Regions from separate parts of the Homo sapiens genome. Here region 2 is linked to region 1. A link is a loop called in an ENCODE intact Hi-C map of the cell type or tissue named here. Cell type or tissue: endothelial cell of umbilical vein. All regions are shown on one strand. Each heading gives the region's core, and the rest is flanking DNA. Links, peaks and the distances in the headings are about the cores only.

Evidence for each region. A loop is a pair of places that touch in the nucleus more often than their neighbours do. Peaks named below come from ENCODE experiments on the same cell type or tissue, not always from the same donor. Only the 100,000 strongest peaks of a DNase experiment are listed, where the experiment ranks them.
Region 2: a loop joins it to region 1, with 3 times the contacts of the local background. A loop is called at or near these places in 2 of 110 quality-filtered maps.

What each region holds. Positions count from the first base shown.
Region 1 is chr12:28,129,809-28,132,630 of GRCh38, reverse strand. All of the region lies in intron 1 of LOC107984462 (a long non-coding RNA gene), which reads right to left. Among named protein-coding and RNA genes, the nearest start is that of CCDC91, 59 kb to the left of the region's middle. RefSeq lists an enhancer at 1,139-2,338. In endothelial cell of umbilical vein, for the core only: no CTCF peak of the experiment used is centred there; a DNase peak (open chromatin) is centred at 1,760; H3K27ac peaks cover 1,425 bases.
Region 2 is chr12:28,064,280-28,067,101 of GRCh38, reverse strand. The region is part of intron 2 of LOC105369710 (a long non-coding RNA gene); the gene reads left to right. Among named protein-coding and RNA genes, the nearest start is that of PTHLH, 93 kb to the right of the region's middle. In endothelial cell of umbilical vein, for the core only: no CTCF peak of the experiment used is centred there; a DNase peak (open chromatin) is centred at 1,441.

The DNA of each region.
Region 1 (2,822 bases), core at 278-2,777:
TTACAGAATACCCTGGGTACACTGGCTAATAGATAAACCAAGTACATAGCAGCAAATGTGAGAAATGCAAGATAGGGTAGTATTTTCTTTTATCTAAGAAACCACAAGGTTTTCTGTTCTTCTGAAATATTTCATATTACCATTATGGAAGCACTGTTTCATGGTCACTGCAGCAAATAAGGTCAGGTTATTCTCTGCAGAGACATAAATATGCATTGCTGGAGACAGTTGGGTATCCTCTTTATAAGCACATTGACATAGGAAAGAATTTGTTTTTTTCAATAGGATGCTTCCATCAAATTCTTGCTATAAACATTTGATGTACTGTAGCAAATTAACATTTAAACACTGGGTTTATATGCTTTTTTGTTTGTTTTATAGCCACAAGGAAAACCCACCTTTTCTTAGCTTTTAGTATCATGAATCACAGACCTGTTATTTCCTCCTTCCCATCTACATTTTACCATTTTCAGACAAATAGCACTGTCTCCAGAAAAGCAGTAATTTCATTTTTGCCAGTTATGTTCTTTGTTCAGTTTCAATTTGACATCCCAGAATTATATAACTGAAAGGAACATTGAGAGATCATCTGTGCCAACCACCCCAGGAAGGCATCTTACAGTGTGCACCTACTTCATGGCTGGATAAGAGATTCTCTATTTGATAAATAGTCTCTTCCATTAAGATACCTATGTACATAAAGTGACCAATCAACAAGTACTTATTTTTGTTGCATGTAGAGAACTGTTACAGGTTTTATGGGAATCATTATAACAAACAGAAAAAAAATCTTATACCATAGTTTCCTTATCTATAAAATAGGGAGTGATACTCCTTACCTTACAGAATTGAGGTGACTTGCACATAAATCCACTGGAGTCGTTAGTACTATTAACCTATTTTGTAGATAAGGAATCTTAAAGTTCACAGAGGTTAAGTGCATCACTGTATTCTGCCCAATGTCATGAAGCAAGTAAGTGGCAAAGTCTTCATCTCGATCTTTTGATCTACAGGTTTTTTTTCTTCCAGTCTCTTGTTCTGTTTCTCCACCCACCTCTGAATACCTTATATTTACATAGCAGGACATATTTTATAAGTTTCTTCCACACACATTCTTATTTTGAGTAGATATTTTTATTTCACTAATGAAGAAACTGAAACATTGAGTAAATGGTTTGTCTGTGGTCATTTGGCTGGGGAGGCCGACCAGGTTTTAGACTCCTCTCTTCTGGGCCTGAATTAGAGAATTTTCCACTGCACCACATCAGTCAGCAGAGTTTACAATCTTACTTAGGAATCCACATAAACACACTTGAAACAAAGAAAAATTAAGTCTTAAAACTCTACACTACAAGTACTGGGGGAGATGAGTTCATGAGCTGAAGTGGTTTTTCAGTTTTCATACTTTCTCCATTCTTACCAGCTCTCTTCTCATTTTCTGAGGCCCGTACAGTTCAATTTTCTCCTTTCCCTACATCATTTCAGTCAATCTGTTTTGCCCTTGAACTTCATTTGACTTGTCTATTACATATTTCCAAGTGTAAGTATTACATTCCTTTCATCCTGGAACATGGTTGTCTTCACAAATGTTCAAATGTGCTTAGAACTATTTCTCTTTTTGTTAACATAGTGACGGATTGCTCATTATTTCACAGGGTTTACGTGTTCATACAGATTGTTAAATACCTTCCATGTTATTCCTCAGCTTATGTGGCTGTGCAGGAAGTTGTCAATGACTCAACCTTAGCTGCGTGCCAAGTACTAGAGCTGTGAGCAACCCCCATCTCTAACGGCGCGTCCTACGTCCTGCCTTTGCCTCCCACTGGAAAGCATATCTGCGGTGACCAGTCATATCTTGATTATTATTCCCCCAATGTTTTGGCCTAGCAGAAGGCCTTGTTCATTTTATAAGGCTGCCTTGTGTTCTTCCTAGTGGTGAAGTTAAGGCAAATAAAGAAGTGGCTTGAGCTGTGTGCCATTCTGGGGCCATGCTGCCTGGGCTCAATGAGCAGTTCTGCCAAAGCTTTGTGACCACTACTTAGCTACTCTGTGCCTCAGTTTCCTCATCTGTAAAATAGAAATAATAATTGTAGCTACCTCCTAGGATTATCGTATAGGTTAAATGAGTCAAAGAGCACAGGAGTCAAAGAGTTTGAGCAAATAAATGCTCAATGAATGTCATCTTCTACTGTGAAATTTTTTGTTAATCAGCGTAATATGGCTGGCATAATATAGGGAAGTTGATATATTTTATCAGCTCATTGAACCCTCCTGAGAACCTGAAAGACAAGTGTCACTATGACCATTTATGAGGCAGAGAGGATATTTGATTTGCCCAAATTATTATGACTAGAAAATGGTAGACTCAAAATATAATTCAAATTAGTCTGATTCTTGTATGCCAAATGATAACTGACAGCTGATATTTATTCAATGCTTATGACTCTTTTGTCTCTCATAACAATCCCTTAAAATTATATTACTATTATAATACACTTTTTACAGTTCAGGAAATTGAGGCTTAGTGAGTTCAAGTAACTTCTTAAAAATCAAGTCAATCTGACACTGATTCAAAATACAAAAATTTTTTGATAAGAAGAGCATCTCAAAATTAGATGGTTAAAATTGAGACAACTTGGTGATTTTTTTGATAAATAACTTCTATCTTTTGGAACAAAACATAATAGCAAGAAATAAAGCCTCTCTAATGGAGATTATATGTGAAAATATTATATATTGTAAGATTTAACAGGTCACCTGCAATTTAGTACATTTCTAAATGAAGTCTGAAAGAATCAAGTATTTCTTCCTCCAGATTATAC
Region 2 (2,822 bases), core at 21-2,520, 65 kb after region 1:
ATGAAGCCAGAGAACTCCATGTTGCTGACATAACTCCCTGTTATTCCTAATGATTTTAACTTACAATATCTTAATTATATTACAGAAGTTTGTGAGAGGATGTTCACAAAATACCAAGCAAAATTCATGACTCATGGCTATTTCTCAATAAATATCAATTTGCTTTCTTTTTTTCATTCTCTTCTACTCATTACTCCTCCCCTACACTAATAAATTAAAATACAGGGATCAGTCAGTTTAATACTGTTTTAAGGAGGACTACATGTTATTTGGAGAGAAGGGCAATAAGTCCACCAAATTCACATGACCCCAAGAGGCTACAAGAAAGGAACCACAGGCAGATTGTATACTTTTTAAGAAAGAGAAGGGAATTGACAAAGATGAGGTCTGGGGGGAAAGAAAGCTTACGGAAAGAAAAGAAAATGCATGGGCTCATTGTCAATGTCTTTCATAGTTACCTTAGAGTATGAAACAATCTGTGGTTTGATTTATCCAGATAATTACATTGGTTCTGCATTTGACATATCAGAGGACTAAAAGTTGTGGTTCTGCTGCAGACCAAATGCCCTTTGGAAAGTGACTTTTCTCCCCATATGAACTGAATAGTGGCAATTCAGCCTCAACCACAGCTGAATGTGACCCCTCTGCTCTCCCACTAGCTAGCAAGTTCAAACTTAGCCTCTGGGCCTCATAAATCCAGGCATGTATCAGTTCATCTCCAAACACTTGGTATGTCTGCCCCATCAATTAAAAAGCACAAGGCAAGTGAGCCACTAGAAAGTTCAAGCATGATTAGGCAGCTACCGTGCATTTTCAAATCCACTTTCAACATCTCCATTATTTTAACTAAGACCTCTAGTTATTAGTCTTATTAAAAGAGAAGAAAGAAGAAGAAAAAGAAGACACAAACTTGCTTTCCAGACAGGTTAATACAAGCCCTTCCTCAGTGTTCTATTCTTGATTTAAGGAACATTCTCAGAGTGAGAGAAGAGTTTTGTGTTGTATGGAAAATTTGACTCAACCCAAAAACCCAGCCAACACCACAAAGTGGATTGGAGTCAAATCAGATAAATAGTAAAAGAAAAGAATACAAAATATCTTTGAGTGACAGTGTCAAAAAGGTTCAAAAGCTTATTAGAATCTGGTTCAAAATGCACAGACCACAAGTTAGCTTCATCCTATCAAGGTGCTTTTAGTTATTGATTAAGTGATTTTTTCATTCCTGTGCACACAAACATGTAATTAAATGTTCACAAACATATACATTCCTCTCGGTTTTGGTTTCTGTAACTACCAAAAATAATGTTTGAGAAATCTCCCAAACCTCCCAGTGTATTATTCATGTAACCTGGATATCTCATGAAAACAAAATGTACAAGACTGTAGTGCCAGTTAGCATGTGAAAATATCCGGCAACAGTGTGTTTTTACTTCTGTGATAAACTGTATTGTCTTTTTGTTATAATGGGAAAGGATTAGTAAAGCTTACCAAATAAACAGCAGCTTCCTTAGAGACATTGACCCTTGTATTTTACAAAACCAAGAAACCAATACTGAATAGAATATGGGGCTCTCTGGCAGACTAACGGAGGGCAACCTTCAAGGATCTGAGTCAGATGAGGATTTGGGCTAGTGATACATTTTGATACTTTCTATTTTAAGCACCCCAAAAGCTAGATGCTTATACACAGCTAATCCAATTTTTTCTAAAAATCTGTAGTCTGCAAAATTGTGTTCCTTTAGAACTTTTTGCCTGTTTTTGGCCTGGAAATGATAATATTTAAATAATACATCTTGAAATGCAGAGGTCCACCCAAAGGAAAAATAACATAAAAGAAAGTGAACCAGACACTTTCAGGCCTCAAAAAAGGTCTTACTCGGCTTAGCGAGTGCTTTGGGTGAAGGCTCAGAGGGTCGGGGGGCCAAAACAAGCCTGGTATTTTTCAAACAAAAATTTTACTGTATATTGTACAAGTAAAGGAAATGAGAAGAGATAAAAGCACACGCAGTTTAGAATTTAACTTTTTGGGGTGGAAACTTGAAAGCACTTAAGAAGTGGAATCTAGACATTTTCAAATACACGTCAGCTCTTGTGCTGTCTGAGCTTACATTACCTGTTTGAATTAAGATCAAGACCTGGGTTACCAAATAGTAATGCCCTTTTCAGCAAAGTCCACATTTGAATCAGCTTTTCTGTATCACTCTCTTGAGTAGCCTGCTTTCTTGAACACTGAAGTCTGGTCTGAGCTCCTGAAATCAACATCTCAATGCATTAATCCAGAAAACCTATAATTGATGCCGACACAGGGTTATCATCAGGTGATAAGCCTTCCACCTTACTTTCTTCCATCTTTCATAATGAGGAAGTTCTTGCTTCCAAGATAATTAAAGGACGGCTGATTTATAAGTGGGTTTGCTATGCCACTTTTTTCTTTATATGGTTTCTTTTCAGTTTCTCTTCTGTTAATAACTGGCTTAACACTTTTATATAATAAAAAGGTCAGATAGGCTCCACACAAAGCACCCATAACAGCTGGCAGCCTATCCCACTGCTATTAGCCGTCATTTAGCTGAGCAGAAATGTTGGAGCATGTAGGAACAAAGAGACAATGGAGCATTTCTAGAAGCACATCAGTGCCAGAGCAAAGAAAAAAAGAGGGGCCCTAAAAGGCAAAGTAGAAGGTGAGTCGAACTGCCTAGACACAACGGCAGGATGATTCCCTTTGAAGTAGGTAGCTGGCTTCCTTGCAATACCAGGAGATTATCCTGAAAAAAAATAATGCTTTGGTGGAGGTAAAACCATGCAGTTATGGAGGTCAGATC